Regions from separate parts of the Homo sapiens genome. Here all the other regions are linked to region 1. Evidence: chromatin loops called from intact Hi-C (ENCODE). Cell type or tissue: endothelial cell of umbilical vein. All regions are shown on one strand.

Region 1 (8,000 bases):
AATTCTAAAGTGAATATGAAAGTGTGCAGGCCAAGATATTCTTGAAGTAAATTAGGTGGATTACTTGATTTACAGACACAGATATATTTAAAGCTGCCATAATTAAGACTGATATTGGTGCCAGGATAGACCAATGGACTAACAGAGCAAATGGAGCAAGGCTTTAAGTGACGGGAGGAGAAGCAATGCTATTTTGGGAGAGAAGGAAGACAGACTTTTTATTTCTTCCTTTTTCCCTCCACCTTCCTCTCTTTCTTTCCTTCCTTCAATCAATCAACAGGTGTTTATTGAGTTCCTATGTATGTGCTGGGCCTTGTGCTAGGCCCTTGGGATAAAACGGTAGACAAGAAACTCTGGTTTTTGCCTCATGGGATAGCAGGACAATTGTAAATGCCAGGTTAATTTGATGAAGGAATCCAACTTTAGATAGTGTGGTTGGGGAGGTCCCCTCTAAGGAGGTGACAAGTGCATTGAACACAGAGTTTGAGAATAAGTGAGCTAAGTGAAGACTAAAGGAAAAGTATTCCAGGCACAGCGAAAAAAACTTCAAAGGCCCAAAGCCAAGAAGTTCTCTGTTATGTGTGAAGAAGAGAGAGTAGGCCTTTTTGGCTGGAGCAAAGTGGGCAAGACGGAGACTGGTGAACTGGCAGGTCCTGATTATGCAGAACTTTGTACACCATCATGAGGAGTCTGGATTTTATTCTCAGAGCAATGGGAAACCAGTGAAGTTATTTGTAACAAATGTAGGTACTAACATAAGATGTTGGTAATAGGGAAACTCTGTGTGTGTGTGTGTGTGTGTGTGTGTGTGTGTGTGTGTGTGTGTTGTGGGATTGATGGTATATGAAAGCTTTCTGTTCAATCTGCTCCAGTTTTCTGAAAACTGAAAACTGTCCTGAAAATAAAGTCTATTAATTAAAACCAGGAAACTGACCAGCTGGCGGTGATTTTTCTCCAGCATTTCTCACAGCTCAGGTGCAGACAAGGTGGAGAGAAATATTTGACTTAGACTCTCCGGTGAGGTTTTGGCAAACACAAAAACGCAAAGAGGCAGAGGGAAAAGGTGATTGAGTTTGTTTTCAAGGGCATAATAATATTGGTGGGCTGTGAAATCTAAGCTAGGTCATGAGGGAAGTGGAATAGATCCCAAGAAAGTGTGTAGTTGGTGGGTGTGGTTAGGGAATTGAGCACTGATCAGCATGTTAAATCAGCGAGGTGGGGACAGGGTAGCATTCCCCTGCAGAATCCTGTAGGGGCAGACTGTGAAGTAAACTTGCCTATTTTTGGTTGTTTGGGACTTTAGACTGTGGGATCAGAACAAAAGTAGCACATAGACCTTAAAACACTAAGCTTCTGCTTCCCCAAGTGTAGCAGAAATGTTCGTTTTTTTTTTTTTTTTTTTTTTTTTGAGACGGAGTCCCGCTGTTTAGCCCAGGCCGGATTGCAGTGGCGCAATCTCGGCTCACTGTAAGCTCCGCCTCCCAGGTTCACGCCATTCTCCTGCCTCAGCCTCCCGAGTAGCTGGGACTACAGGCGCCCGCCACCGTGCCCGGCTAATTTTTTGTATTTTTAGTAGAGACGGGGTTTCACCGTGTTAGCCAAGATGGTCTCGATCTCCTGACCTTGTGATCCGCCTGCCTCGGCCTCCCAAAGTGCTGGGATTACAGGCGTGAGCCACCGCGCCCAGCCTCGTATTTTATTAGAAAACTAACTGTGGGCCTGCCAGGGTATGGGGGTGTGATATCTCCTGCTCTCTTGACGATTGTGCATAGGTACCTTATATTGACCATTAGCTTAGGGGCCTACATCTTGACATCAATTTCTAGATACCTAGAGAAATCTGTCCTTCTAAAAATGTGATTTAATTCTGACCTTGTAAGATTTTCAAGTTATGGATAAAGAGTCCTACCAGGCCTACTCTACCCTTCTCCTCCCTGGGATGGTGACAGTACCATCAGCTTAGGCAGATGCCATCAACCAGCGTTTCATGGCACAGCTGTGTCTCAGGACATGCTTTATTTGGTCTTTAGAGTGTTTTTAAAAACTGGATTAGTAGCCAATATTAAAGACATTTGCACAAAAATCTGGATTTCTGACTTTTTTGGAAAATTAGTAACTCTGACAATAATGGACAGGCCATAGCTCGTCCTTCCCTCCCTCCCTCCCTCTCTCTCTCCCTCCCTCCCTCCCTCTCTCTCTCCCTCCCTCCCTCCCTTCCTCTTTCTTTCTTTCTTTCTTTCTTTCTTTCTTTCTCTTTCTTCTTTCTTTCTTTCTCTTTTTCTTTCTCTCTCCCTCTTGCTCTCTCTCTTTCTTTCATCTGTCTTTCTCTCGCTTTTTCTATCTTTATTCCTCTCTCTCTGTGTCTCCTTTCTTTTTTGAGACAGGTTCTTACTCTGTCTCCCAGGCTGGAGTGCAGTGGCACGATCATGGTGCACTGCAGCCTCCACCTCCCTGGTCTCAGGTGATCCTCCCACCTCAGTCTTCTGAGTAGCTAGGATAACAGATGTGCACCACCATGCCTGGCTAATTTTTTCATTTTTTGTAGAGACGGGGTTTCACCATGTTGCCCTTGAACTCCTGGGCTCAAGCGATCTGCCTGCCTCGGCCTCCCAAAGTACTAGGATTACAGGTGTGAGCCACTGCACCTGGCCTGAGATGGTCACATTGATTTCTATGTAAACATCCCTCCCAGGAGTTGTGCACTGCTTTGGGTCTGCCTAGGTGAAATGGAGTCATCTTTGCCTGTCTACCTGAGGCAAATATCCAGTGCCCACATCTCTTCCATGGCTGGCTCTATGTCACTGCACATGGGCATTTGAGTTTGCCACCCCTAATCCAGGTACGCCAAGTTCAGGGGCTCAGCACTGTCTCACTGGCCCCTGTGATAGGGTCCCAAGCAGATCTGTCCTAGAGTCTCGTTGCCTCCTGAACCATGCACCCCCTTCAACCTCTGGATGCCAACACTTGTCAGGACCTTGGGAAGATTGTTGGATACTCCCCTTTGTTTTGTCACCTCTCTTCAAGTCTAGATGCAGGGCTCCCAGTTAATACTGAGAGATTCCTGAGAGCAGGCGGCCTGCGCTAACAAGCCGTGACATTTCTTCAGGCCTCTTTCCTATTCCCAAGAGTCAGTGAGATGCCAAGCTTCCTCCAGATGGCCTGGAGACCTAGTGACCCGACACTCCTGGGAATCTGACAGGTTTGGCTGACAAACCTGTGGCTCTGATAAAAGTGGGTGGCCTGTGGCACTTCTCCTGTAGAGGGCGTCCTGGAGCTGAGTTTAGAGAAGAGCCATCATTGCATGTGAGTGAGACTAATAGGCAGGTTGAAGGTGCTTGAGACATTGGGGCTGTGATTTCGGGCACAAGGGAATCAGAGAATGACTTCCTTGAGGCTGGAAGGAGCTGGGGCTCTGGAGTCAGACAACCTGGATTTGAGATCCAGGTCTGTGGCTTATTCGCTTGCTTGGCAGATGGGAGACTTTCGGGTCATCATGGAACCATTCTTTTTCCTCACCCACCCCTGAGGATCTTAAAAACGACTATCTCTCAGGGTTGTTGTGAGCATAAAATGAGGTGCGTTTTTTCAAGTGTCCAGTGCTATGCCTGACACATTGTAAGTGCTCAGTAAGTATTAGCTGCTGTGATTATTGCTGTTATTGTTATTTGATAAGAGACGAGGACAGTGCTTGGAAGTCCCCTCTTGGTGCAGATAAGGGAGCCAAGGCCCAGAAAGGAGAAGGCATGTCCCCACTCTGAGTCAGCGAAAAGCTGGGGCCACAGACCCAAGTCTCCAGTCGCCCAGGAGTCAGACCCTGCTCCCTCCCACAAGGACAGGAGAGGAAGGGGGAGCTGGCTGGTGCAGTCCCCAGAGCACAGTGTCTTCCCTGAATCTGGGTGGGAGTTTCCCCAAGCCATCAAGAGAAAAACATTACCAAGCGGAAGCTCCGCAGCACAGACAGGCTTCCCTTCTTGGCCACGCCCAGCTCTAGCAGACTCACAGTGACGATGATGCAGTCAAAGATATTCCACTTCTTCTGGAAATAATAGTATGGGTCGAAGGCAATGATTTTGAAGACCATTTCAGCAGTAAAAAATATGGTAAAGACCTAGGAGTGGAAACAAGCTTTCATCACAGTGGGATCTGTGGGGTCGGAGGCAATGATAAAAATGGCAGCAAGAAAATGTCTTATTTACAAAATAGAAAATCCTTTTGTTTTGTTCAGTTGCTATGTTATCTGTGGGCTCCTGAGGATTGGCCAGGGTAACAGTCAACGTGACAGAATGGAGACATTTCTGCACCATTCTCAGGGGCTGTGCATGCTGCAGTTTTTCCACGTGAATGGTGGTGGGAGTGGAATAAGCGGATAGTCTTTAAGATCATTATTATAATATCATTTTGTCAGTGAAGAGTCAGTCTGGTTCAGTAGTTAAAACGTGTGGGTTGTGGGACATCACAGACCTGGATTAAAATCCCAGCCCAGACATTTCCTAGCTTATGTAAGCTTGGACAAATAATGCATCCTTCCTGTACCTCAATTTCCTCATCTGTATAATGGGCATAAAATGAGCCAATGCATGTGCAGTTCTTAACAAAGGGCCTGGCAGACAGTAATTCATTCATAAGTAACAGTGACTAGTAAGAACAATGATTCATTGCCTCTAAGATTCTTTTAGGCTCTGTGTGTCTCTAATTGTCTTAAATAGGACAGAATTCTGACACTGAGAGAGGTCAGAACCAGGCTCGGGTAACACAACAACCAGCAGGGAAGGGAGACAGAGAAGGAGGAAAGCAACGACCAGGGTCAGGTGCTTTTCCTTCATATCTTTTTATCTGAGCCCCTCACCAGCCTGAGAAACAGACAATGCATCCTTCTTATGGAGAAGAAAACAGGCTGAGAGTTTAAGTGACTTTCTCATGCCACAAGACTGATTCAAAGAGTATCTATGGAGTGTCCCTTGTAGGCAAGTCAGTGTGGTGTGGTGGGGGGTAGGGTTGAGGTCTTGTGTCTTCCAGAGACCTGGGTCCACCCTGGATCCACCCTCACCAGCTATACAATTTTGGGCAGGATATTTAACCTCTCTGAGTCTTAGTGCTCTCTTTTGTCATGTGAGGGTGATGTTAACCTCATAATGTTGTTGTGACACTGAAATAACATTCATAAAGCACCTGACTCATTGCAGGCACCAAGCACATGACTTTCTTGCTTTAAAAAAGTGGCACTTTCCTCTGACACTGTGGGAAAGGCCTTTTCTCTCTCTTGCTTCCACTTTTCTAACTGTAGAATGAGGGTGTGGGCTCAAATGTCTATTCCATAAGGCCCTCTGTGGTCTTAGGCTGACTTCTTGGGAATAAGCATTCTCTTCTCTTTCCATTTTTCCTTTTCATATCAACTTTAGGATGTGACCTCAGCCTAGGTGCTGCCAAAACATGAGGCATGCTGATTCCACCATGTTCCAGAACCTACTGCTGCCCCTTTCACAGCCCTGGATTATGGCGGAGGGAGTGGTTTCTAGGGACAAGTAGTCACATTTCCTCTGGGCCTTCCCCCTCCACCTAAGTCTGCAGCCTATAAGAAGCTGGACCCCAAAGCCAGACAGTTCTGGTGAATCCAGTAGGTCACCTCCAGCTTGGTGGACCCTGCTGCGGACATGAAGGCAGGATGCTGACCCTTTCTAGCTTCTGCCTATCATGTGTGCGTGTGTTTGAACACACACACACACACACACACACACACACACACGCAAGTCTTGTGAGGTGGCTTAATTCAGGGGTTAAGAAAAGCGGGCTTGGCAGCCGGTCTGTCTGGGTTCAAATTCTGATGTGGCCACTAAACTCAACTCTATGATCTTGGGAAGATTATTTAACCTTTTGCATCTCCATTTTTCCATCTGGGAAAGGGAATAACAAGAGTGCCTACCATGTAGGGTTGTTGTGAAAATAAAATGAGATAATCCATGAGAAGCATCTGAGTATTATTACTATTCCTGTGGGTGGGGCAAGGTTGGAGCAGTTGTTGTCCCTCTGAGTCAGATACTTTATCCAGTATATAGTGAAATCCAGTATGGATTGTATCTTGTTAAGAGTAAATAATACTAACAAGTGATGGAGGAAAATTTAAAGCAGCATGATGTCTAAACTAGATGCCAAAGAAAAGTTCCGACTTCCTGATGCTTTTGTTACAACAGCAACCTTGTTTCCATGTTTCCTCCCTTCCACTGTCTTCCCCTTCCCTCCCCAACTCTTTTTCTCCTTAAGTGACAACATTGAAAATCGTGGCTACTGTTAATTGTGGTCATAAAAGTAATTACATTGGAAGGAAACAGACAAGTCCAAAGATTGTCTTTAGATAAAAAAGTGACATTTATCCTCATTTCAAGGTAGAGGCAACTGAGATCCAGAAAATTCAAGTGGTTGTCCTATGTTTTGTAAAGGGCAACTAGCTGCCTCTGGCTCCAGGCTCTCCTGGTTCACTTTCCTGTGCTTGTTCATCCCAAAGCCATTCCCACCAGCTCAGCCTGGGTCCTCCCACACTTGACCTCCTGAACCCAGTGTCCACATGTCTCCTGCACTGCTGCTCTGCTCTCAGCTAACTGGCTCAACACACTAACCAATAAGGGCATGCCCCACCCCACCCGAACTGCACCCTGCCATCATCCCCACCCCGCCCCGACCACGCCAGTGAGGGCAGTACCAGCCAGAGCACTCACGATGTTGCCTATCTGGAGCATGGCTTCGAAGGTAGGGCTCATGCCATGGTGCTCCATGGCCATGAAGATGGTGTTCACCACGATGCACAAGGTGATGGTGAGCTCTGCAAAGGGATCCGTCACAAGCCCAAAGAGAATTGTCTTGAGCTTCACCCACATGGGGCAGCAATCCCAGATCAGATACTTCTGAGACAAGCTGGTCAAGCAGGGTGGGCACTTCTGTTCAGACTCCTCGAGTTCTGCATTATAGTGTGGTCAATGACAGCTGTCAGCCATGTGTCACCTTGGACCCCAATTCTGCGGTCATCCTCTAGACCTTGTTGTTAATAATAAGTACCACCTCCAACATTTTGACTTCAGCCCTCTCTCTGTCTCTGGTATTCATTTCCTATATTTTGAACTCCTTTAGTCCTGCAACTCCAATTAATATCTGCCCCATCCAGTCCTTTAAACTGCTGACATTACATATTTTTACTGCCCATCACCTATATCATGTCCTTACTTCTCAATTTGCCCAGCTTAGATTTCACATCCATCTCTCTAACTACTCCCTTGTAGGCACCCTCAATTCCTTTGCCCCTCTCCTCCTTCATTGTACTTGCCTGGCAAAACCTGAACTGTGAATAGACCCAATTTGTAGACTACTCTGTACTTGCACCCAACCAGCTGGACCTGGCTGGAAAAAATACACAACTATGCTTACCAACCCTCCTAGAGATCTGTGAGCCCCAGCCTTGCCCTGCCCAGAAATCTGGCTGTGTTTCTATATTATATTCCATTCCTTCATTCTTCCAGATGACTGTTTCTCACTTCCTCTTCCCCCGTCTAACCTCCGGCTCTTCTTTCTACTTACTCTCTGTTGATGAGCTCCCTTTTATTTCACTCAGAATATAGACTAGTTCACAAAAGAACTTCCCCTTCTTCCTACCACTAAATCTCTGGCATATCTGCAAGTCCACCTGGTATTCTGTCTTCGTGCCCCACACAGTGCGTGGGTGGCTCTACCCCTCCCACTTGTGCCGGGCTCTTTCCTCTCCCACCTATTCAAGGCCTGCATCATCCAGACCTGTCTCCCTTCCAGACCATTGCCATGAGCAGGTAAACATGCTTTAATTATCTCGCGGCTTTGAAAAAGTCTCTCTGGACCCCATGCTCTCTTTCATTACTGCTTCTTTGACAGTAAAATTCCTTGCAAGAGTTTTCTACACTTAACCTTCTACAGCTCCTTACCTCTTTTTTTCTCTGCAGCCCCTGGAATCTGACTTTAACTGCTTCCAAATTCAAATAATT
Region 2 (8,000 bases), 260 kb after region 1:
GTCAAAAGACAGAGCCCAGAAGCACCCATGTAGCATTATCCAGGGCAGGGAGTGCCTAGCAGATAGGTATTTCAATCTGCTTGAAAAGAATGTCCTTTTCAAGGATGAGTGTATCTTGCTGTCAAGATTCATAACATCAACCATCATTTATCCAATTAGCCTCATTTGCAGGAATCCCAGACTTCGTGATTAGGTGGCTTCCAGGAAGCATTTTTCTAAAGACTCTAGGAAGCTGCCATAAGGCCCCAGTTATCTTGGCAGTGTTGTCTTTTATTGTAAATGAATAAATCAACATCAGCCTTGTGTGGACTTTGAACTTGAGACCCTACTTTTGAGAAGATCAAAGTGCTGAGAAGATAATGTTCCCATAATACTACAACTGCATTGACCCACCTATTAGCATCTGCATCCATAATCACTGTCTTCCCTCCTGCGGTATATTGCGAAGATGGCAACAAATTCTTCCATGCCCTATAGTTGTGTAAATTTGCGGTTTCTCCCATCAAGAAGGAGAGTCAACTGGACATGGTGGTGCATGCCTGTAGTCCTGGCTACCAAGAGGCTGAGACGGGAGGATCACTTGAACCCAGGAGTTCAAGGCTGCAGTGAGCAGCCACTTGATCATGCCACTGTACAGGATAAATGTTAATTCTTCCTTCACCGCCAATCACATCTTACTACTTTCTTTGCCTCCTCCTGGGTTTACATGACCATCAGTTCCCCGCTCAGTTACCACAAGTGGCCTCCTAACTAATCCCCCTGCTTCCACCCTTGCCCCCTCTAATCTATTCTCAACGTAGCAGTCCAGTGATCTTTTAATAAAGTCATGTCATGTCACTGCTCTGCTCAGAACCTTCCCATGGTTCTCCGTTTCTCTCAAAGTCTTCACAGTGACCTCAATGACCTCCAAAGCCCTGTTCTATCTGCTTCACTCCCATTAAATCTCTGACCTTGCTTTTGGTCTCTCTTACTTACACTTACTCCACTTCAACCACATCAGTCTTCCTGATGTTCCTGGGACAAACCAGGATGCTCTCCTCTTAGGGTTCTGGCCCTGGCCATCCCCCTTTGCTGGAGTACTCGTCCCCAGATGTGAAAATGCCTAGCTCCCTCATCTCCTTTAAGTCTCTGCTCAACTGTCACTTTCTCCATACATCTATACCAGTCACCCTATTTAAATTATAATCCACAAAGAAATCCCAGTCCTCATGCTATGCTTTATTTTTATTTTTCGTTTCCATAGTACTTACTCTCTTTTAACATCATATACAACTTATTAGGTTTGATACGTATTCCTCTGCCCCCACTAGAATGTTAGCTACACAAGGGCAAGGATCTGTATCTGTTTTGTTCACTGACAATCTCATGTGCCTAGAACAGTGGATAGAACACAAATGAGACACTTAGTAAATGTTTGTTGAATGGCTAAGTTAGTGCTTGAATAATGGAGATAAATGAATGTGGAATCTCCATGTTCATCTCTAATTTTCCATCTCCAAAGATTCAGAAAGGAGCATAGGCCTTAGACAATGGGGCTTTCCCCACCGTCTGCAGTATCACATAATACCTGTAAGTATTTATCATGAATACCAACCAATGCCTGTTAAGGTACATGTTTATGGATTAATACTTTTAATTCAAGATATCCTCACTTGGGACAATGAAGGTGCATACTGATAGGAGAGAATCCGATTTTAAAAATAAATGTATTAAATATCTATAACTTAAGGATGAGAAGAAAAGGATTTTCATAATCCCCTTCCAAAAACAGAGGGATTCTTTGCTTTAACAACTCCCTCCCATAAAAAAGAAGTCTTGCTTTTTAAACATGGAACTTCTCCCAAAACTGATTAGAATGAGACTCACTTTATAAATATTTACATGTACTGTTTTTCAGAAATATGACTACTACGTTAAGGGAAGGAAGAACAAACAGTTATCTCTGCAGCTGAATTTCTCACGAAGTCCAGAGGGCAGCTTTTATGAGCCATCCCAGCATTTCTGTGATTTAAGTTTGAAGCAAGCAGATGTAGCCATCATAGGAAAATGTCATTCCTCTTGGAGGAAGAAGCTGGATGAGTGAGTCTGGAATCGGGTTTGCAATCTCCACTAACCAAACACATAGCAGCACTTCTATGATGCTTTTATGTCTAGTGGGCTTTGTAAGCTCTTATAAGGTAGAATTAAGGAGTTACTAGTTCAACCATTGTGGAAGTCAGTGTGGTGATTCCTCAGGGATCTACAACTAGAAATACCATTTGACCCAGTCATCCATTACTGGGTATATACCCAAAGGATTATAAATCATACTGCTATAAAGACACATGCACACATATGTTTATTGCGACACTATTCACAATAGCAAAGACTTGGAACCAACCCAAATGTCCAACAATGATAGACTGGATTAAGAAAATGTGGCACATATACACCATGGAATACTATGCAGCCATAAAAACTGATGAGTTCATGTCCTTTGTAGGGACATGGATGAAGCTGGAAACCATCATTCTCAGCAAACTATCACAAGGACAAAAAACCAAACACCACATGTTCTCACTCATAGGTGGGAATTGAACAATGAGAACACATGGACACAGGAAGGGAAACATCACACACCGGGGCCTGTTGTGGGGTGGGGGGAGGGGGGAGGGATAGCATTAGGAGATATACCTAATGTTAAATGACGAGTTAATGGGTGCAGCACACCAGCATGGCACATGTATACATATGTAACTAACCTGCACGTTGTGCACATGTACCCTAAAACTTAAAGTATAATAATAATAATTTTAAAAAAGCCTATTTAAGGATAATTATTCCTGGGAAAAGTCTACTTAACATGAATCCACTTAAATGGGAAGCAACATTTTACAGCAAATAATGGAGGTAAGGGAGAGTGTGGATTGAAGCTTTAGCTTTAAAAGAACTAAAAATTATAATACTACATTTGTTTTCTTTTACATGTAACCACTTTTGATTATCATTGCAACTATAGACGAATTCTTAGGACAGGAAGTTGAATCAAGACTCATTTTGGTGTGCTTTTTTTCTAAAAAACAAAATTGTAAGGTGGCAAAATATGGCATCCATCATTTCTCATTTGACCTTCATATCAAGATTTTAAAGAAGGTAAATTTTGCAAAATAATCAAGGACTTCACTTTTCTCCAGGACCTCTCCTAACCCTTTGAATTTCTAATTATCCCCTTTTGAAGACTCTATTATGTCATCATCTTTGTTAATTTTCTCTTCTTCAATTGTAATCAAACTCTGCCAGACCCTCATTTCTTGGAGGCATTCTAATAATTATTCCATCAGTCCTCCTCCATTGCTTTCATTATCTTAGTGAAATCCTTCATGTTTGTGAGATTGGCAGTTTCACCTTGCAATTTGTCAGCATAATAATCACAGTAAAAACACCTGACAATAATAGTGGGTGGGAGTAGATGCCAGTGTTAAGCCAGAGGGAGGTGTGAGTGGAGACTAGCTTTATAAGGTTCTGTTAGTGAACATTTCGTGTTGGGATGACCTTTGCTTCCCAACTTATAATTATAGGTACTCCAATAGTAAATACTCTGAAAATGAGGTTCCCCTGCACTCAAAAACAGGAATTAGCATTGCAGGTTCTTGGTGAAAGTACTAATTGGAAGAAGTGTGATGATGGATATAGCACCTGGAAAGGTGATCAGCTGTAACCTATGCATGCTGGCTGAGGAACTGACCAATACCCCCTCAGGCTTGGCTCTCAGCTCCTGTAGGTTTGAGCCCTAAAATGTGGTCAACACCTGAAGCTAGAATACTGAAAAGATAAAGTAACACAAATATCTGCTTTGTAGCTACTGCCATCTAGTGACTTTAAACTTCATTTCCAATTTGATGTTTGTTAACATCATAACCAACTCTAGGGGGCAATACATTGCATGTAGTCTGTGACTTGGATGGCTTAGCTTAGCTTTGTAAGAGCTGACAAGACTTAAAATCCTTTCCCCCTGTTGGGAGTCTGTTCGGAAGTCTTTGATTTGTGTCTGGGTTGGTGTGGACTGGGTAGAGCTTGGTTTTACAAGTCCTCAAGGTATGCATGATGATTCACTCTTGGAATAAGGCTTGTTCTTTCATCTCCTGACTTTGCACATGTTCTTTACATTGTTGACCTACTCTCCAGCTTCTCTTCCACTCAATCAGCAAACTGTTCTTAAAAATCAAATTCAAATATACCCTCTAGAAGGGCGTTCTCAACTCCCCCCTCCCCAAACTTGTTCTTACTTTCTTCTGTGCTTTTAGATCAAGTTTTACTCAGTTCTGTTACATTTACCACATGCAACTTAATTATTTAATAGTCCTTTCTTCCTCTAAACTCAAGATTTTGGGGTGCAACTGTTACGGTTTGATCTTATTAGCATGTATTTCATTCACTACCTAGCACGTTGAAGATAATCACTGAACATTTATTAAATTAATTTTTTTAAATACCGTGATTGGCTGGGTGCAGTGGCTCACTCCTGTAATTTCAGCACTTTGGGAGGCCAAGGCGGGTGGATCACTTGAGGCCAGGAGTTTGAGACCAGCCTGAGTAACATGGCGAAACCTTGTCTCTACTGAAAATACAAAAAATAGCTGGGCATGGTGGTGTGCGCCTACAATCCCAGCTACTCAGGTGGCTGAGGCATGAGAATTGCTTGAACCTGGGAGGCAGAGGTTGCAGTGAGCCATGATCATGCTACTGCACTCCAGCCTGAGTGACAGAGCAAGACTCTGTCTCAAAAAACAAAAACAAAAACAAAATCCACGATTATGCCAAATGGTTCTTGGTTTCACCAAGGTTACATTAACCTCCTAAACTCATTTTTTTAGTGAGGTAAAATTCACCATTTTAACCATCTGAAAGTGTACAATTCAGTGGCTTTTGATATATTCACAATATTGTGCAACCATCACCACTTTATAATTCCAGAACATTTTCATCACCCCTCAAAAAAAACTCCATATCCGTTACAAAGCTGATCTCCATTCTCTCCAGTCCCCAGCCCTTGGCAATCACTAAACTACTTTCTGTCTCTATGAATCTGCCTACTCTGGGCAAATAAATACGATTATATAATATGTGGTCTTTTGGCTTCTTTCACTCAGCAAAATGTTTCTTTTCCAAGGTTTATGCATGTTGTAGCATGTATCAGTATGTCATTCCTTTTTATGGCCAAATAATATTCTATTGGATGTATATAACACATTTTGTTTATCCATTCATCAGTTGATGGACATTTGGATTGTTTCTACTTCTACATCTATGTTTTCTTCTAAGAGTTTTATAGTTTTACTTCTTACTTTTACGTCTTTCATCCATTTTGAATTAATTTTTGTGTATGGCGTGAAGTAGGGGCCCAACTTTATTCTTTTCTATGTAGCTATCTAGTTGTTACCAGCAGCATTTGTTTAAAACAAACAAACAAACAAACAAACAAACAAAACACTATTATTGGCCGGGCGCAGTGGCTCACGCCTGTAATCCCAGCACTTTGGGAGGCCAAGGTGGGCGGATCACGAGGTCAGGAGGTCGAGACCATCCTGGCTAACACGGTGAAACCCCGTCTCTACTAAAAAAAATACAAAAAATTAGCTGGGCGTGGTGGCGGGCGCCTGTAGTCCCAGCTACTCAGGAGGCTGAGGCAGGAGAATGGCGTGAACCCGGGAGGCAGAGCTTGCAGTGAGCCTAGATGACGCCACTGCACTTCAGCCTGGGCGACAGAGTGAGACTCCGTCTCAAAAAAAAAACAAAAAAAAACTATTATTATTTCCCCATTGAATAGTCTTGGCACACTTGTCAGAAATCAATTGACCATAGATGTATGAGTTTATTTGTGGACTCTCAATTCTATTCCATTCAGCTATACATCTATCTTTATGCCAGTACCAAACTGTTTGATTACTGTAGTTTATAATAACTTTTGAAATTTGGCCAGTGATTCCTAACCTGAAAAGTTCAAACAAGTCCAAATGAGAAACAAATATTGTGATTTATTTTGTCTATAATATGACCCACAACCAGTGCTTTAATAAATTCTCCTTACATGAGCTTTGTGCAAATGGACTATGTTTGTGAAGTAAAAAGAGCTGAGTTTCACCATCTTGAATGATTTATACAAGCAAAAGGCCAAAGGCAAAAAGGAACAGGAAAACATACACAGTCCAGGAATTTGCTGGCTTCTAAGAAGGGATTTGTATTTCTACAAGTTTTGTAACTGAAGGTTCAAAACCATTTTACCCAGATCACACAAACCATGGAGGCTCCAACTGACATCAAGGGTATGTAAGATGTGAGGAGACAGATGTAGTACAATTCTTCACCCTTCTCTGTATCCATACCCTTTGCCATGTGGCTTTGCAGTTTCTAGCACTCCTTGATTTTGCATTTGGCTTTGTGACTTGCTTTGGCCAGTGGAACAAAGTAGAAGTCATAGTATGTTGGTTGCAAACCTTAAATGCTCTTCTGTAATTTTGTTTGCTTTCTTGAACCTCTGCCTCTGCCAAAGAGAAACATACTTGCGTTAGCCTGCTTGGCCAGGAGAAGGATAGGAGACCCATGGAGTCAAGCTGAACTGCTGCAGCTAAGTTCAGTCTAAATCAGCCAACAAGATCATGTTCTTGTTCTTTTTTAGGAACTTAATTTAGAAAATTAAAAGTTGTTTATTACAGTGCTTTGCCTACCCAACTAGTAGGGAGTAAACTTATTTAGTCTTTGTAGAAAATACTTCTTTTTTAACTTTTATTTTAGATTCAGAGGTACCTGTGAAGGTTTGTTATATAGATAAACCCATGTCATGGGAATTTGTTGTACAGATTATTCAATCACCCAGGTATGAAGTCCAGTACCGAATAGCTATCATTTCTTCTCTTCTCCCACTTCCCACCCTCCATCCTCAAGTAGACCCCCGTGTCTATTGTTTTTCTTCTTTGTGTTCATAAGTTCTCATCATTTAGCTTCCACTTACAGGTGAGAACATGCAGTATTTGGTTTTCTGTTTCTGCATTAGTTTACTAGGTATAATGCCCTCCAGCTCCATCCACATTTCTGCAAAAGACATGATCTCATTCCTTTTTAGGACTGCATAGTATTCCATGATGTATATGTACCAGATTTTCTTTATCCAATCTGTCATTGATGGGCATTTGGGTTGATTCCATATCTTTGCTATTGTGAACAGTGCTGCAATGAACATCTGCATGTATGTGTCTTTATGGTAGAATGATTTATATTCCTCTGGGTCTGTACGCACTAATGAGATTGCTGGGTTGAATGGTAGTTCTACTTTTAGCTCTTTGAGGAATCACCATATGGATTTCCACAATGGTTGAACTAATTTACACTTCCACCAACAGTGTATGTGTTCCCTTTTCTCCACAACCTCACCAGCATCTGTTCTTTTTTTACTTTTTAGTAATAGCCATTCTGACTGGTGTGAGATGGTATCTCATTGTGGTTTCTATTTACATTTCTTTAATGATCTGTGATATTAAACTTTTCTTCATATGCTTGTTGGCCGCACATATGTCTTCTTTTGAAAAGTGTCTGTTCATGTCCTTTGCCCACTTTTTAATGGGTTTTTTTTTCTTGTAAATTTGTTTAAGTTCCTTATAGATGCTGGATATTAGACCTTTGTCAGATGCATAGTTTGCCAATATTTTCTGCTATTCTGTAGGTTGTTTACTCTGTTGATGGTTTGTCTTGCTGTGATGAAGCTCTTAAGCTTAATTAGATCCCACCTGTCAAATTTTGCTTTTGTTGCAATTGCTTTTGGTGTCTTTGTCATGAAATCTTTCCCTATTCCTATGTCCAGGATGGTATTGCCTAGGTTGTCTGCCAGGGTTTTTATAGTTTTGGGTTTTACATTTAAGTCTTTAATCCATCTTGAGTTGATTTTTGTATATGGTGTAAGGAAGGGATCCAGCTTCAGTCTTCTGCATATGGCCAGCCAGTTATCCCAGCATCATTTATTGAATAGG
Region 3 (8,000 bases), 82 kb before region 1:
CCAGCCCAAGAGAAAACATCTCTGATACTGGGCACTGACATTACCATCTATACTGCCCACTTGTCAAGAAACTCTGCCTGCTCCGCATTCATCCCCACCCCTCTTTCTCCTTGCCTGCCTCTTCCATGAAGGCTGTAAGAGGCAAACAGTATTTGCCTTTCCAGTTTTTCCTATACCCAGTGGCGGCCATGTAACTTAATGAGGGCCAAGGGTCAGAAGCAAACTTCTGCTAGGGAAGGGCAGTTTCTGAGAGAGCATTTGTTTTCCTGGTAAAAGAGGACAAGAGCTGCTGGCTCTACTGTCTTCCTCTTCTTGATTCTCCCTGCCTTGAATGAGGACATAATGCTTGGCGCTTACAAAACCTCTCTCAGCCTTGAAGGTAAGGCTGGGAGATTTGCAGAAACATTGGCCTTGATGACAGTGAACCATAGAACTAATACCTTTGTACTTCTCTTTCATGCTCTTTTTTTTGAGACGAGTCTTGCTCTGTCGCCCAGGCTGGAGTGCAGTGGCGCGATCTCGGCTCACTGCAACCTCTGCCTCCCAGGTTCAAGCAATTCTCCTGCCTCAGTCTCCTGAGTAGCTGGGATTACAGGCACGTGCCACCATGCCCAGCTAATTTTTGGATTTTTAGTAAAGACAGGGTTTAGTGTGTTGGCCAGGCTGGTCTCTAACTCCTGACCTCGTGATCCAACTGCCTCAGCCTCCCAAAGTGCTGGGATTACAGGCGTGAGCCACCGCGCCTGGCCTTCTCTTTCACTCTTTGTTTAAACAAATAAGACAGGATTCTCTGCCACCCGCAGCCAGATTGTGTTGGGTGAGGAGGGGCCTGGTAGCTCAGTTACTCCAAATACAAACTATTTACTAGCTCTGGTGTTTTTAACCTCACTCTTCCTCCCCATTTTTGAAGGTACCCAATGCCTGGAGTCCTGAGAACTTTCCAGGGTTTTGAAGAGAGTGGCTATCCCTTGCTTTCTTTTGCCAGCTTTCCCTCTGCAGACACACTCTGCTCTGGCAGTTATGGCTCAAACTTGCAGGAAGTTGTCATCATATCCGCTGTTGGCCCCTCTTCTGTACATTTTGTCCTTTTACAATTATTTCACTGTCGGCTGGGGACTGTGGCTCATGCTTGTAATCCCAGCACTTTGGGAGGCCGAGGCGGGCGGATCACCTGAGGTCAGGAGTTCGAGACCAGCCTAGCCAATATGGTGAAACCCGTCTCTACTAAAAATACAAAAATTAGCCAGGTGTGGTGGTAGGTGCCTGGAATCCCAGCTACTCGGGAAGCTGAGGCAGGACAATCACTTGAATCTGGGAGGCAGAAGTTGCAGTGAGCCGAGATCGTGCCACTGCACTCCAGCCTGGGTGACAGAATGAGACTCTGTCTCAAAACAAACAAACAAAAAAAAATTATTTCACTGTCATTTTAGTGACGTTTCAATAGATGTCTTCCACTATATTTTGAAGAAAGTCCTCCATTTCAGTTTCTACCCCAGGTATTTTTAAGTAGTAATCAGATACTACCCTCATGGGTTGTGAGCATTCTTGCTTTATTTTGAAGGCATGAGCAGTTGAGACCCTCTATCTTAGAAGGGGCAGAGAAAAAAAATAAATGTATTCATGGTCAAGGCCATGATCTGCTGCCAAAGGGCTGGTGACCCAATCCTGCCTTTATACCTAGACAATGGACAGGGTAATGCTCTTAATTGAGGGACCATTCCCATGTGGGAAGCACCTGCTGTCTCTTACATGTACCCTCAGCCCAAGTCAGACACACATGCCCTCGCCTCTGCCAGTGGCCCCACTAGCTCAAATAATGCCTGCCTGCAAATCTGCAAATGAGGATGAGCCGCCCCTTCCTCAAGACACTTGACTGCCATCTGCTGGAAAGTTGAGAGAAAATAGAAATCTCTGATGAGTAGGAATGTGCATCGTACTCCAGGTTGTGTGAAGCATGACGGTGCATGGCATCGGCCCCTGCCTCCACCCGTCTCATCTCCTTGCTACAAAATGCAGTCCCTCACCCATCAGCTCTGGCCATTGTAGTGACTAGGGAGCAGGGCTTGGAGGGCCAGAAGCCTTGATAGGATTCTTCACTTATAGCCCATGTGACCTTGTATTAAACACATAACGCTTCTGGGTCTTACTTTACTCATATATAAAATGAGATAATTCTATACTTACCTAGCTGAGTTGTTAAGAGGAGCAAATGAAATAGTATGGGAAGATGTTTTAAAAATAAATATTTTACAGATTGAATTTGACAGTCATACTATCTAAAGCCTATTCATCCTTTGCTTTTGATTGGGCTCCCTAAAAACCCTAAAAACAGACTCTAAAATGGAGATTTGCACTCAGGAAGTTTCTTTGGAGTTCACTTGAAAATAATATTTGTAAGGATGTGAGGGAAGCAGGATTGGGCAGAGGAAGTTGAACTCTAATGTGGTTGCAACCAACGCCTCAGCCAAGCCTCCTGGAAGCTGGGATGACCAGGAGTTGGGGTGACCCCTTGGAGTTGTCCCAATTTTAGGCCAGAGAGGTATGAGCAAGCTTGTCTACCTCCACTTCAACCAGTCATTGGCAGTGGCCTGCTTCTGATGAGAGGCCATAACCTTGGGTGAGCAGCTCCCATGAGGCAAGGGCAATGTCCAGAGAGGGGCACATCTGAGAGCCATCAACAGCCACGCTCCTGGCAGCTGGAGGAACAACCTCCAGCTGGAGGAGGAGCTAGAGGGAGGAATTCCATCCTAAGAGGGGCTCTGGGCAACTCACTGCAGCATGCTCTCTTCCCTTGGTTGTACATGTGGAGTGAGGGGTGTTGTTGGTGCACGCAATATGGAAGCCATAAGAAAAAGAGCCAACCATTGATTCTATACATTATACAGCCTTCCCAGGTCTGAGCTTTGTAGGGTAAGAAGCACCAGACTGTTGTGGCCGGGGAGGGGGGGTCTCCTGGGCATTATCCCTTTCACTCAGCTGGCCTTTCTGGCAGCTGAATCTGCTCCAAGCATATTCTATTCAAAGCATATTCTCAAGTCCACATGGGGTGATCTGCTTCCCCATGTTCCATTGCATTCCACTGGGGACATGTGATCACCCTGAGTTCTGCCACCTTCATAAAGGTGCAATGGTTGTCCTGTGTTTTGTCATACTTCACATCAGTGCAGTGGTGTAGTTATGTAAGAGGGTCAGGGTGAGAGATTTAGAGGCTGCAGATCCAGAATCCTGGTGCCTGAATTCATCCCACAGATGTATTTTTGGGGGCAGGGAGAATGGTGTGCAGGTAAAGTGTGTCAAATAGTTTATAGCAATGTGAATATCTTTGTCTGAGACATGCACTCACCGGGTCCTTTTGATCCCCACCATTCCGTGTTGTGTTATGTTTATTAAATTACCTGCCTGGCTCTGCCGGCATTTGCGATTTTCTCTCTTGGATTAGGACCAAGCAGCACCAAGAGGACTGTGGAGCACCCAGTGTGGCCACAGGAACTAGGCTTAGAAGGAGGTGGGTAGGCTCTGGGCAGGCTGCATGCTGTAATGAGCAAGCAGGCAGGGACAGGAATGGGGCTGAGGGTGGAGGGGAGGGTGACGTTGGTTACAGAGGAGCTAGTGAGCTGTGTTCAGAGCTGGAGACTCTCACTGGATGGGAACTGTGGTTGGGCATTGGGTTTCCACCAGAGTTTTATTTTTATACATTTGAGAAGCATTTTTATTGATACACACACACAACATGGATTAATCTTAAATTGTTGTGTTAGGTGAAAGAAATCAGCCTCAAAACGTTTTGTAGATGTTATGAATTCATTTATATGGCATTTTGGGGAAGGCAAAATTAAAGGAACAAGAAGCATCAGTGGCCGTGGTGGCTGGGGGTGGAGGGAGGTGTGGGCTGACTACAGAGGGGCGGAGTGAGGGAGGGAGCATTTTAGGGTGGTGGGCTGTTCTGTATCTTGACTGTGATAGTGGTTCCATGACTCTGCATTTGTCAAAACTCACAGAACTGGACACCAAAAGGAATGAATTTCCCTGAATGTAAATTAAAATATAAATAAATAAATGGTTTAAAAAACAAGAAAGGAGGCATTTTTACCTTTGTGAGCGGAAGTGGTGCTTCCTTCAGGAATGTGTGAGTGTGTGGGTGTGTGTGGAGTGGAGGAGAGACAGGAGGTATCTCTGGCTGTTAGAGAGATGGTAGTCAGAGCTGCCGTTCTGGAACAGTCCCTGGATTTCAGGTATTTCACCTCTGCTGCTCTGTACATAAGCCTGGTCTAGGGGCTCTGGTTGCCCAGAAACAGGAGTTTGGACTTTGAAACAAAAGGCTGTGTTTTGTTTTGTTGATCAGATGTTTTCTCCCTAAAGCACTCTTCACTCTCTCTTTGGTGGTAGAGAAGAGGGAGGGAGCTGGTGAGTGAGGGAGCCAGTGATCCCACGATGGGGGCACTCCTGAGCCTCCCCCTCAGTTCCGTTCCTTCCCCAGCATCCAGATTTCTAAAAATAAAAACATCAGGGATTTGGAAAGAGGACTGGAGTCCCAGTACTGCATAGGTTAGCTGAGAGGCTGCCCCAGGCCTCAGTTTCCCCATCTCTAGGAGCAAAACTGTGGGATTCTGAAATCCTCCAGTTACCCCACCTCACTCAGCAAGAATGCTGTCATAATGAATGAAGAAGGCACACAAGGAGCAACTCAGCCTCTCCTGCTGCCATTCCCCTGCCTGGGGCTACCTCCTTCACTTCTGCATCCAAATGCTAACAGGAGTCCTGGGTGTCCCAGCCTACCCCGTGCTGCCTGCACACTCCTGAGATTAGTGAATGAACAAAGGTGTTAGACCTGACAAGAGGATTCAGGAGACTTTGGTTCTTTTTTTTTTTTTTTTTTTTTTTTTTACTGGAAGTCAATGCTTCGGGCCAGAAAATGCTTAGACCTGGCAGCGGCTGACAAAAGCTGCCTCTTGTCAGCAAGTGTATCAGCTTCTGAAAGAGATAAGAGGCAGGGGGCTGGAGTGCAGGCTTCTCAAGTGAACGCTGACAGGAGAACAGAAGAGCTGCCTCCCACTCTCATCAGCACGGAGATCCGGGCTGCCAGGGCGGAGACATCAACCACTCCAGCCCCCACACTGCTCTGATGAGGGGAGACAGGTCTGGGCACCGACAGTGACCTGCCCAGGGCCCGCAAGCAGCAGCGGCTGTTGCTGGGGTCCCTGGGGAAAGTCTGGGGACCTGTCCGCCTAAATGCGCACTGGGAAGAGTGGAGCTGCTCTGGACTTAGCTGTGGAATGGAGGCAGCCTTGTAATTTCTGAGCGCTGTGGAGAACAGAATCCATGTGGCTCCCATTCTGAGAAAGGAGTGTTGGAGGCCCAATCAGCCACAACTCCCAGGGAGGTTGGCTTCAGCCTGGGCCAACTTCGGGACCACTTCCTTACTGATGGACCTTTCCATGGGAACAGGGTGAACACAGGGCTTGATGTTTGTTCTTTTGGAAGATTCTACTGAATAGCTCTCATTCATTTCCAGGGTCCAGACCTTAGCTGTAATGCCTTTTAGGGCCCCACCTGGGATGCTCTAGATAAACATCCAATAGAAATGCCTTTTCCTATGGTTGTTGTCAAGCCTCTAGGGGTGGACAGCAGGGAGAGGCCCTCCGTTTTCCTCCTGGCTCATGTGCCTGGTCTATACCTGTTGGATCACACTGAGAAGCAAAATTGAACTGTTTAATGCTTCTGAGGCTGAGTGGATGGGACACTCAGCCTCAACTTCAACATCCTTCTAGTGCACCTTTCTGTACCCAAGCCAGAAGGCTAGCAAGTAGATTTCCCAGACTCCTTTGCAGACAGAGTTCTGGATTTAAATTTAGATTCCACCAATTAGATGTGCTGGCATGAGATTTGAATAGCAGTTTAAAGCAGAAATCATCTTCCTACTGTTTTGGCTGTTTCTCCTGGCAAGCATAGTAGAGATGTTGGGCTTTTCTATATCAGTATTCCAGTGACCTGTGACTAGATTTATGAGTATAAAAAAATAATATGTAGCAAGTGTAATGGCTTTCTTATCATGGTGAATTCTCCCTTCATTTTTTGAAGCACTCTCTTGGAAGTCAAACATCATGTAGAAAGTCTGATCACCATGCTGTGAGGAAGCTCAGGACTGCCATAGGTAGAGAGATAGTCCATGTGAAAGAGCGATGAGATGCCAAGATCGGAGTAAAGCATTCTTGGATATTCTAGCTCATCCTAACCAACAGCTGAATTCAGCTGAGTGAATGACCCTGGCTATTGCCACATGCAGAAAAAGAACCACTCAGCTGAGCCTGCCCAGGTTCCTAACACACAAACTTATGAGCAAATTAGAAGGTGTTTTTTGTTAGTTTGTTTTTGTTTTGTTTTTTTTTGAGACAGAGTCTTGCTCTGCCACCCCGGCTGGAGTGCAATGGTGCGATCTCGGCTCACTGCAACCTCCACCTCCCGGATTCAAGCAATTCTCCTGCCTCAGCCTTCCAAGTAGCTGGGATTACAGGCACCCGCCACCATGCCTGGCTAATTTTTTTTTTTGTATTTTTAGTAGAGATGGGGTTTCACTATGTTGGCCAGGCTGGTCTCAAACTCCTGACCTCAGGTGATCCACCCGCCTTGGCCTCCCAGGGTGCTGGGATTACCAGTGTGAGCCACCGTGCCCTGCCTAGAAGGTAAGTTTTTAAAGCCCATTAAATTTTGGGATAGATTGTTGCATCTCAATAGACAACTAAAACACTGATCGTTGGATTAAAGCTGTTATAATTATTACGTTTTTAAATGGAGACATAATTTACATGGGGTAATGTTTAAAGTGTACAACTTGGTAAATTTTGACATATGTATACATCCATAAAATTGTTACCACAATTAAGATAGTGAACATATACATTACCTCCAATAGTTTCTTGTGCCCCTTGCAATCCTTCCCTCTTGTCCCTTCCTGTATACCCACCTCCTCACCCCTGTCACCAGGGAACCACTGATCTACTGCCCTTGCTTTCTGATACTACAAATTAGTTTGTATTTGTCTGGAGTTTTCAATAATGGGATAATTATTATTATAATTTTTCATCTGGCTCTTTTAAGCATAATTATCTTGAGATTCATTCCTGTCATTTTATGTATTGATAGTTCATTCTTTTTTATTGCTGAGTAGTATTTCATTGTATGGTTGTGTCACAATTTGTTTACTCATTCAACTGCTGATGGACATTTGGGTTGTTTCTAGTTTTAGCTCTCATAAATAAAGCTTCCATGAACATGGAACATGGTGCTTCCAAAGCACCATGATAAGAAAGCCATTACACTTGCTACATATTCACATGCAAATCTTTGTATGAACATAGGCTTTCATTTCTGTTGGGTAAATATCAAGGAGTGAAATGGCTGGATTGTACAGTAGAGGAATGTGTAAATTTTTGAGAAATCATAAAACTATTTTCTAAAGTGGTTACACCATTCCCACCAGCTGTGGCAAGTTCCACTTCCTCCATTACCTCCCCAAAACTTGGTCTGGTCTGGTCAGTTTTTTAAAAGTTTAGCTAAGTGTTTAATAGTATATCATTGTGATTTTAATTTGCACTTTCCTAATGACGGATGATGTTGAGCATCTTTTTGTGTGCCTGTTTATTATCCTGGTATCTACTTTTTGAAGTGTCTGTTCAAATTTTTTGCCCATTTTAATATTAGATTGTTATTTGCTTATTATTGAGTTTTGAGAGTTCTTTATATATTCTGAATCATTTATCAAATTTGTGTTTGCAATTTTTTCCCAGTATGTGGCTTATCTTTCTTTTTTTTTTTTTTTTACAATGTCATGGACTTCTGGTTTCAAAATGGCAGCATAAGTTCAAGCTAGCTTCACTGTCCTCCCCACAACAGAAAACCAAACCCAAATTATACAGTGCTAGGATTATCACCAGCAATATCCCAGAGCTCAGATATGAGAATGAGTCAATTCCTGGGGCCACAAAGAAGTGAAAAGACTCCAA
Region 4 (8,000 bases), 110 kb after region 1:
AACAACACGATAATAAGGGATTCATTCTATTCTCATTCCTGGTATTGGTCATTTATAACTCTTCCTTTTTTAGCTGGAAATTTTTCAGTTTATTGATCAGCCCAAAGAGCCAGCTTTTGGTTTTATTGATTCTCTTTATTATTTTTCTGCATTCCATTTCATTAATTTCTCTCTTATCTTTATTATTAATTATCTTCTGATTAGGAGCATGTTTTTAGTTTCCAAAGCAGCTTTAGGGATTTTTCAGGTATCTTTCTGTTATAGATTTCTAATTCAATTCCATTGTGATTGAAAACATATTTTTAGGATTTGAATATTTAAAATTTATTGAGACATTTTATAGTCCCATCTTGGTAAATGTTCTATAAGTACTTAAAAATAATGTGTATTTTGTTCTTACTGAGTTCTATAAAAATCAGAGCAAGTTGGCTGATAGTTTTGTTCAAGTCTCCTATACCTTTTTATATTTTCACTCAGTCCTGGAGTGGTCACTCCCAACTCCAGGCAGGGCGTTTCCCTCACTTGATGTCTCCCCTGATTAGTGGTCCATCCCTTGAGGCTTTGGTGCCCTCCCATGGAATAGTAGAAACCTCTCTTTTCAAACTTCAATGTGAAAATGGATGATCCAGAACATTACTGAGACCTTCACTTAGATCCAAAGCAATTTTTTTTTCAAGTATTGCTCTTTAAAACATTAATTTAGGAGAAAAACTGCGTAGAAGTCTAACTAGGGCTCATGAATCAATAGAATATGAGCCATCAGCATGATTTGGCTCCAGGTATATTTCCTATAGTCCTATAGCTCCAATATACCTCCTATACTTAAAATATAGGAAGAACTTAGAGTATGGAAAGGGGGCAGGGGAACTTGAAGCTGCACTGGCACCAATGACACAGTGTTTTTACTTAGCCTGTATGCTCATTCAGAGTATCTTGAATTGGGGGATTGGTGCAGATTAAAGGAAGCTAAATTAGTACCCCCAGGATACCTCTTGGTAGCACTACAGTCAGACTAGTACAGTTGTAGTCTACATTAATAGAAGTCTATTGTCCAAAAGGAAAAGATGTTCCATTGCTCCCTGCTCTTCTAAAACCTGGGCACCTGGTTTTAGAAGAGATAGATTAACCATATTTAGAAGAGATAGATTAACCATAGATTGCCTGAAGAAGGGAGAGAATAGAAAAAGGATGGAAGCTCTGTCAAAATATTAGGGGACCAAATACATCTACAGAACTGAGTATATTAAATTTGGAGAGGGAGCACAGCATCTCCCCAGTGTGAGTTTCCACATTGTAAAGACAACTTTAAAAACATGCATTACTTTGAGAGAAAAAGAAATGGATGCAAAAGGTTCACAGACACTAGCAAGAAAACCCTGTACCTTCTGTTTAACATCAAGCACATTGTCTCTTTTTGTCTGAGAGGCAGTGCAGTATAGTGGTTGATAGCTTGAGACCTAGAGCCAGAATGCTTGGGTTTGAATCCTGACAAAACCTCTTACTGGCTCTCGAAGAAGCCTCTTATTTCCTCTACATGCCTTAGTTTCCTCATCTGTATAATGAAGGTTACAAATAGTTTCTACCTAATAGAGATATTGTGAAGAGGTAAGGCTGGTAAAGTGGTTACCTGGCCCAGAGTAAGTGCTCAATAAATGTTAGCTCTTGTTTTCTCAGTGCTACTTTGATTACTCCTTGTGTATCAAGGGACAGGATTGCCCATTCAATGACCCCGGAGGTTCTATCTGGGTTGCCAGGCAACAAGCAATCTGGAATCAGTGGCTTACCCTCCTTGAGCAGGAGTAGCTATACAGGATTTCGGATCCCCAAGGGCATTGGGTGTTAGAAACTGACATTCCAAGACTGCTCCCTGGAATAGCTGGCTCCCTGGCCCAATTGTTTATAAGGCAAGCTCTCATCTTCGCCCTATAAAAAGGTAGAGCAATAAGGGGTGGGATTCTTTCCTGGATCCTGCATGCTGCTTGGTGGAAGGGATGAAAAGGTGGGACTGTGTATCTCATCTTGTTGACCCAATTTCTCCAAGGAAGCCTGCTCTGTTCTCACATTACATGTCATGGTATTTACTGTCACCTACTACCCCACATTCTTCTCTGAACTGTCTCACTCCTCTTCACCTTCATTCCCTGAAAACATACCCTCAGGGCAAGTCCCTTGCCTGCTTCTAGAGCTGGGTGTACTCTCTCTCTCCCATGATGTCTGCTCCTGGGGTTTCAGACATCACCTTTGCACCGAAGACTCCTGTCCACACCTTGTCCTCAAGTTCAAGTCTTGGCTGGGCATTGTCAGTTAGACCTGACATCTTAAACTTTCAAAATATTTAAAATTGAATTACATTTTAGATGTTCTTCCTCAGCCATTAAAACAAACAAACAAACTCCAACCCTTGCTCCTCCTATGCTATTAACTTAGTACCCTTTACTGTCATCTATCTTGTCCTCCCTCATGGTCAGGCAGCTGGCACAAGCATCTTGGAATCACACCGCATTGCCCTCACCTCCTTCCTGGCTCAGTGCCTCTTCCCTACCAGGATCAGACCTTGTTTTTCTCCATTCCACCTTGCACATTCTATCCAGTTATTTTTCTTCCCTGCTAAAACACCTTCAATGCCTTCTTATTATCAAAATACGCTAGAACTCCTCACTCTGGCATTTGAGGCTCTCCACAAATGTCTGTGTCTAAGATTCAGTTGCTGCTGCTCCACTCCCTATACTCCATGTCCAGTCAGTTGGGTAATTCATACTTCCTCACACTTTCTAGTTGCCATTGAGCTGCCTGTACTGTCTCCCCGACTTCAAACACCCTCCAAAACCAGGTTCACCTGTCAAAATCCTACATACCTGTCAAGCGCATCCATCTCAGATGCTCCTCTCTCAGGAGGTCTTTCTGTGAGCTTGCTTCATTCATGTCCTCAGAGCAGAGGCATGTTTCTGGTTTATTACACTTGTTATGTTGTATTGCATTATTATTGCATGGACACTCATCCAATTCTCCTGCCAAAGAGCAAATATGCTCTTGAGACTATAGTCCTATAGTCTATTTGGTTAGAAGCAGTTTACACAAAATACACTGCATTCATCCTTGGAACATGTCTGCCAGATGAATTGCACGGGGGCTGATCTACCTAGAGTAAAGAAAACTCAGAGAATAAGGGGACTGGATTCATGTGCCTGGAGGGCTGTTTGCAGTGGAAACTCAGTATGTCCCAGGGAAACAGAGCTCACACCAACATCTCTGCCTCCTGAGGGTGTCCTGGATCCTCTCGCAGTGAGCAATATTTCTAGGGATATTACTATGAGCTTTCTATCACCCATCCAGGGTTTAGATAATTCACCATATCCTGCCTGGGCTCTTCTCCCTTCAACCCTATGGCTTTCTAAGTGCCAGGCCTGTGTACAGATGATGTGCAGCCCTCTCCGAAAAGAACATGTTGGACATTTGCTGCCATCTAGTGAAGGTAGAGTGGTCCAACCTTTTGATAAAGCTAAGCAGATCTTGTTTTCTCCCTAGGAGGTGGCCCCTGGAAACCAGCCCTGGTTAAACAGAAGCATGTCAGGGTATACAGGTGTGCATGGAAGGGAGGAGGGTGAAGCCTGTTTTATTATTATTTTTATTTTGTTCCACATATTCTGAGGGTGAAGCTTCTATACAAAACAGATCACATTCAAGCTCCTGCATGGCAGTCTGGAATGGGCAAGACCATGTCCTTCCAGATCCTCCCCCTACCTCTAGCCAAAAGGTACCCTTCTTGAAATGATGACGAGCCATCTTTTTTTTTTTTTTAGAAACTTGATAGGGAATCTATAAAACACCTAAGGTTCATAATCAGAGCTTCTTTTAAAGGAGCCATAGGTTACTTCCAGTACCTCAAGGAGAATGTGGCCATGACTTTGTAACTAGTGATTTCCACAAGGCCCTCCCAGTCCTGCACAGGAGCCCTGGTAGCCCATCTCAAAGCTTCCCTGGTCCTGAGCCCACCCACTTCCCCTTCCCATCATGGCACACAGGCTCGGGCTCCACCAGGTGCATGACTGTATGCAGGTCACTCAACTTCTCTGAGCCTCAGTTTTCTCCTTTTTAAATGGGGTATATCTTCCTCATTGGGTTGGTACGAGGTACAAAAGAGATCATTCATGACAAATGCTTAGCCAGTGCCTGATGCACAGAAACCACTAAATAAATATTAGATAATGATATTATCACTATTTTTACCAATGCTTCAGAGCACAAGGCTGCCTACAAAACTCAGGCCCTTGAAATGAATACATCAAGTCATGGTAAGATCTTACACACTGAAAATAATCACCTCTCAGCCCACCACAGGATCCAGTGCTGCCATTCCCTTTGCTGGGCAGTGTGGGGCAGGTCAGAGGGCCCGACCTCAGACTCCAGGCTGCTGACAGACACATCAGTTCTTCTCACCTGTCTGAGATACAGGGTTCCAGGGCTATCTCTATGAGGTTTTCCTCCACTCCTCAATGATCACAATGTAGGTTCTTTGCCCCTCGCCCAGCCTTTTGGGGGACTGAAAGCCTAATGCCTGTTTGACCTCTTGGCATCTCCAGTTTTTAGGGAACTCCTGGGCTCCTCCTGCTCCCAAGCCCTTTTGATAGGTCTGGGTGTTTCTTTGAAACAGACATTCAGCCAAAACTGTAAATAGGGCTCATCAAATGGCTAAGATCACTGGTTAAGCAGTATGTCTATGGATCTCTCACCCCGTGCCCCACGTGTTGCTAAGAGGGTACTCTCTCTGTCCAAGGTGCCCACTGCAAATATCTTAACCAGCCAAGTGGGGCTCTCTTTTCAGTTTCAGCAAGTGATGTGCTGCAGTCAGCTTGAGCCAGCTCTCAAGAACTTATTATGAGCATCTCTTCTCAACTCCACGTCCAGTAACATGTTGATAGCTTGAAATCAGCCATAATGGGAGTACTCACACCACAGAGATTAGTGAATGCTATAAAGCATGGCTTTCTTTTTCCTGAACAGTCAGTTGTTAAACACTTGTCAGATACACCACTGGTTCTAGTCTTTAATTGCAAGCAAAGCACCACATTTAAACCACTACTCACACAACCACTGAACAAAAGGGGAATATTAGTGTACTACCTGAAAGGAACACAAACAGAAAGCTTTATTGAATTTATATATATATATATATCTGAGATGGTAGCTTGTGAAAGGGTAGTAATTGACAAGTCAAGATTGTGCCTCTAGGTTTTAAACAAACCCAAAATAATTAATGTTGGTAAAAAATGTCTGCAATAAGCTATTCATTTATTGGCAAGTTTTGAATTTTCATTTAGCATGCAAAAGAGCTACATGTGATAAACCACATACTTGCATCAGGAAAATATCAAACAAAAATGATGTATCTAGAAACATAGAAAATACAACTTAAAATTTTAATGTGTTTTTTGTTTCTTATTCTTTTTTGTTTAGATATAATTTGAACCATGTTTCTTTTCTTTTCTTTTTTGAAACAGAGTCTCACTCTGTCACCAGGCTGGAGTGCAGTGGCACGATCTTGGCTCACTGCAACCTCCGTCTCCCAGGTTTAAGCGATTCTCCTGCCTCAGCCTCCCAAGTAGCTGGGACTACAGGCGCACGCCACCATGCCCAGCTAATTTTTGTATTTTTAGTAGAGACGGAGTTTCATCATGTTGGCCAGGATGGTCTCGATCTCTTGACCTCGTGATCCACCTGCCTTGGCCTCTCAAAGTGCTGGGATTACAGGCATGAGCCACTGCGCCCGGCCTGAACTATTTCAATCCTAAAATTGGTATGTCCTTTTACAGTCCTTCCTGGTGTCTTCTTCCTTATTATAATAGTACCACTGGTTGTCAAGTAGCCTTATCTTATATCTCTGTAAGTATTATTTAAAATGAAATTGAAATATCATTTATTTTAGCCAGAAAAGAAAATGGAATGGCTAATTTGGTGAATCCACTCCCTGTTGATACACTAAGCTGCTGACCCCTGGAGCTCAGAGGCTGAAGGCAAGGCTGTGAAGCTATGAGGTAGGCGTGGAGGTGAGGGCTCAGTCACAGTGGACCTTGCCCTTGGCCACCCCAAAGCTAGACAAGTCTCCATTGCAAAGAGTCTGGAGTGGTGAATGAGGCCCGTTTTCCAAGTCATTTTGGTCACCTTGGTCACCCTTGGTCACCTTCATCATGTACTTTCGAAAGGCCTTTTGAATAATAGCAGCACCTCTTTCCTCTTCCTTTCTCTTGGTGGTGGTGACTATGGGTTCATACAACTTCTTGAGAGGATTGGCTTCCATGAACTTCTCTTCCATCATTGCTTTCATACTATCTAGGCCATCAGAGCCACCGAGTACCCTAGCGGTGAAGGCGAAAAGAATATCCATGCAGTGGAGGCGATCTTCACTCACCATGGGCAAGTCCATTACTAGAAATTGATATTTATTTGGCTTTGCGACACGCAAAGGCTCAGGCAAGGCATCAGCAAAGTCAGAAAGGGCAGAATATTTGATAAATTGTGTTGCTTCTGGGTCAAACTTTTCCCACACTTCATAAAATATGTCAAAGTCATCTTCACCCAAAGGGTCCTCACTTTCTTCAGTGGCTGTATTGAAGTTCTCTAAAATCACAGCAATGTACATGTTGACAACAATGAGAAAGGAGATGATAATGTAACTGACAAAGTAGGATGTGGCTATGCCAGGGAGGTGGCAGTTTTCTGAGGAAGAGTTACATGATTCTTTTGATCGCAGCATGGGGCTGAGCAGGGAATCCCAACCTGCTGATGTGCTTATCTGGAAGAGACAGAGCATGCTGCTGGCAAAAGTCTTGAAGTTGAATATGTCATCGATTCCAGACTCTGGATTCACTTTGGAAAACCAGTTCATACCCAGAATGGCATAGATAAACATAATCAGAAAGAGTAGAAGACCAATGTTGAACAGAGAAGGAAGCGACATCATCAGAGCAAAGAGGAGAGTCCTGATTCCTCGTGCAGCCCGGACAAGCCTCAGGATTCGGCCAATCCGAGCCAAGCGGACAATTCTGAAGAGCGTCGGAGGGAAAGGAATGTGCTCCTGATTTTCCAAGGTAGAAATCATTGTACCTCAGGAGAAGGAGAAAAGTAAATAAGTTTCCAGAAGGCACACTGGTTTCAGATCCAGCCTGTCTCCTGCCTCAGAATCCTATGGGGGCCAACTTTTTATCAATACTTTGTAGCTTATGTACAAAACTAAGAATTTCTTTTACCACTATCAGGGAAAATACCTATCTGTGTCTTAATTTGGAAAATAGTTTCCAAGGGCCATACAGTTCTTCTACATTTGTGTGTAGAAGAATTTAAATACAGCCCTACTACAAGTGAGGACAGCTTATCTGCTGAAAGAGCCACAATGTCTGTAGGGCTAGAGGGAAATGGTAGCATTGGAATGCTCACCTTTAGGCTGAAGCTGCCCATGGATCTTTCATAATTGTCATCCTCATTCCAAGGACTTCTGAGATCCAAACTCAAAAAGCTGAAGGGACACAATTTGGAGATACTTTCTCTGTTGCTGCAAACCCCATAAATGTCATTTCAGAGGTTTGATCAAACAGCTGAATATTTGACCTAAAATGTCGCCCTGCCTGCTCTGCAGGCAAGTGATACAAGGATTTAAGACAATTCACATTTTGGCCTAAACATTATAGAATGGTTGGAACATGCTTGTCTTGTGTAGACATGGCCTTGTTCTTGCTTTGAGAGTCTTCTAGGGTTGTTAGGGGTCATGGGCAGTATTTGAGTGCCCATGACCCCTAATGACCTTGAGTGTCCTGTAAGGTCACTAGGGGTCTATTAGGGTTCATGGGCAGCAGAATGCTCTGCTGTCACCTAATGACTAAAGAGAACTAGTTGATTATATACTTCACTGACTACCCAATTGTGCCAAAGAAGTTTAATTCATACTTTAATTGGAAAGTCAACCCTGGAAAGATGTAAAGTTTCTTAAGTGCCAATTCAGCAACAAC

What was found. Peaks named below come from ENCODE experiments on the same cell type or tissue, not always from the same donor. Only the 100,000 strongest peaks of a DNase experiment are listed, where the experiment ranks them.
Region 2: it touches region 1 in a loop (14-fold over the local background); 11 of 110 quality-filtered maps call a loop at or near these places.
Region 3: a loop joins it to region 1, with 5 times the contacts of the local background. A loop is called at or near these places in 2 of 110 quality-filtered maps.
Region 4: a loop joins it to region 1, with 10 times the contacts of the local background. A loop is called at or near these places in 23 of 110 quality-filtered maps.

What each region holds. Positions count from the first base shown.
Region 1 is chr3:38,735,581-38,743,580 of GRCh38, forward strand. It overlaps SCN10A (sodium voltage-gated channel alpha subunit 10), which reads right to left. Exons shown (of 28, transcript NM_006514.4): 14 at 6,711-6,949; 15 at 3,935-4,108. Among named protein-coding and RNA genes, the nearest start is that of SCN10A, 77 kb to the right of the region's middle. In endothelial cell of umbilical vein, a CTCF peak has its summit at 3,260 (motif pointing right); a DNase peak (open chromatin) is centred at 3,251; H3K27ac peaks cover 319 bases.
Region 2 is chr3:38,996,276-39,004,275 of GRCh38, forward strand. The region is part of intron 2 of SCN11A (sodium voltage-gated channel alpha subunit 11); the gene reads right to left. Among named protein-coding and RNA genes, the nearest start is that of SCN11A, 52 kb to the right of the region's middle. In endothelial cell of umbilical vein, a CTCF peak has its summit at 3,862; a DNase peak (open chromatin) is centred at 3,886.
Region 3 is chr3:38,654,029-38,662,028 of GRCh38, forward strand. No RefSeq gene overlaps it. Among named protein-coding and RNA genes, the nearest start is that of SCN5A, 8.3 kb to the left of the region's middle. In endothelial cell of umbilical vein, a CTCF peak has its summit at 1,849 (motif pointing left); no DNase peak of the experiment used is centred here; H3K27ac peaks cover 531 bases; H3K27me3 peaks cover 2,226 bases.
Region 4 is chr3:38,840,642-38,848,641 of GRCh38, forward strand. SCN11A (sodium voltage-gated channel alpha subunit 11) reads right to left here. Exons shown (of 30, transcript NM_001349253.2): 30 at 5,123-7,101. The coding sequence ends at 6,053. Among named protein-coding and RNA genes, the nearest start is that of SCN10A, 28 kb to the left of the region's middle. In endothelial cell of umbilical vein, CTCF peaks have their summits at 612 and 3,470 (motif pointing left); a DNase peak (open chromatin) is centred at 3,460; H3K27me3 peaks cover 530 bases.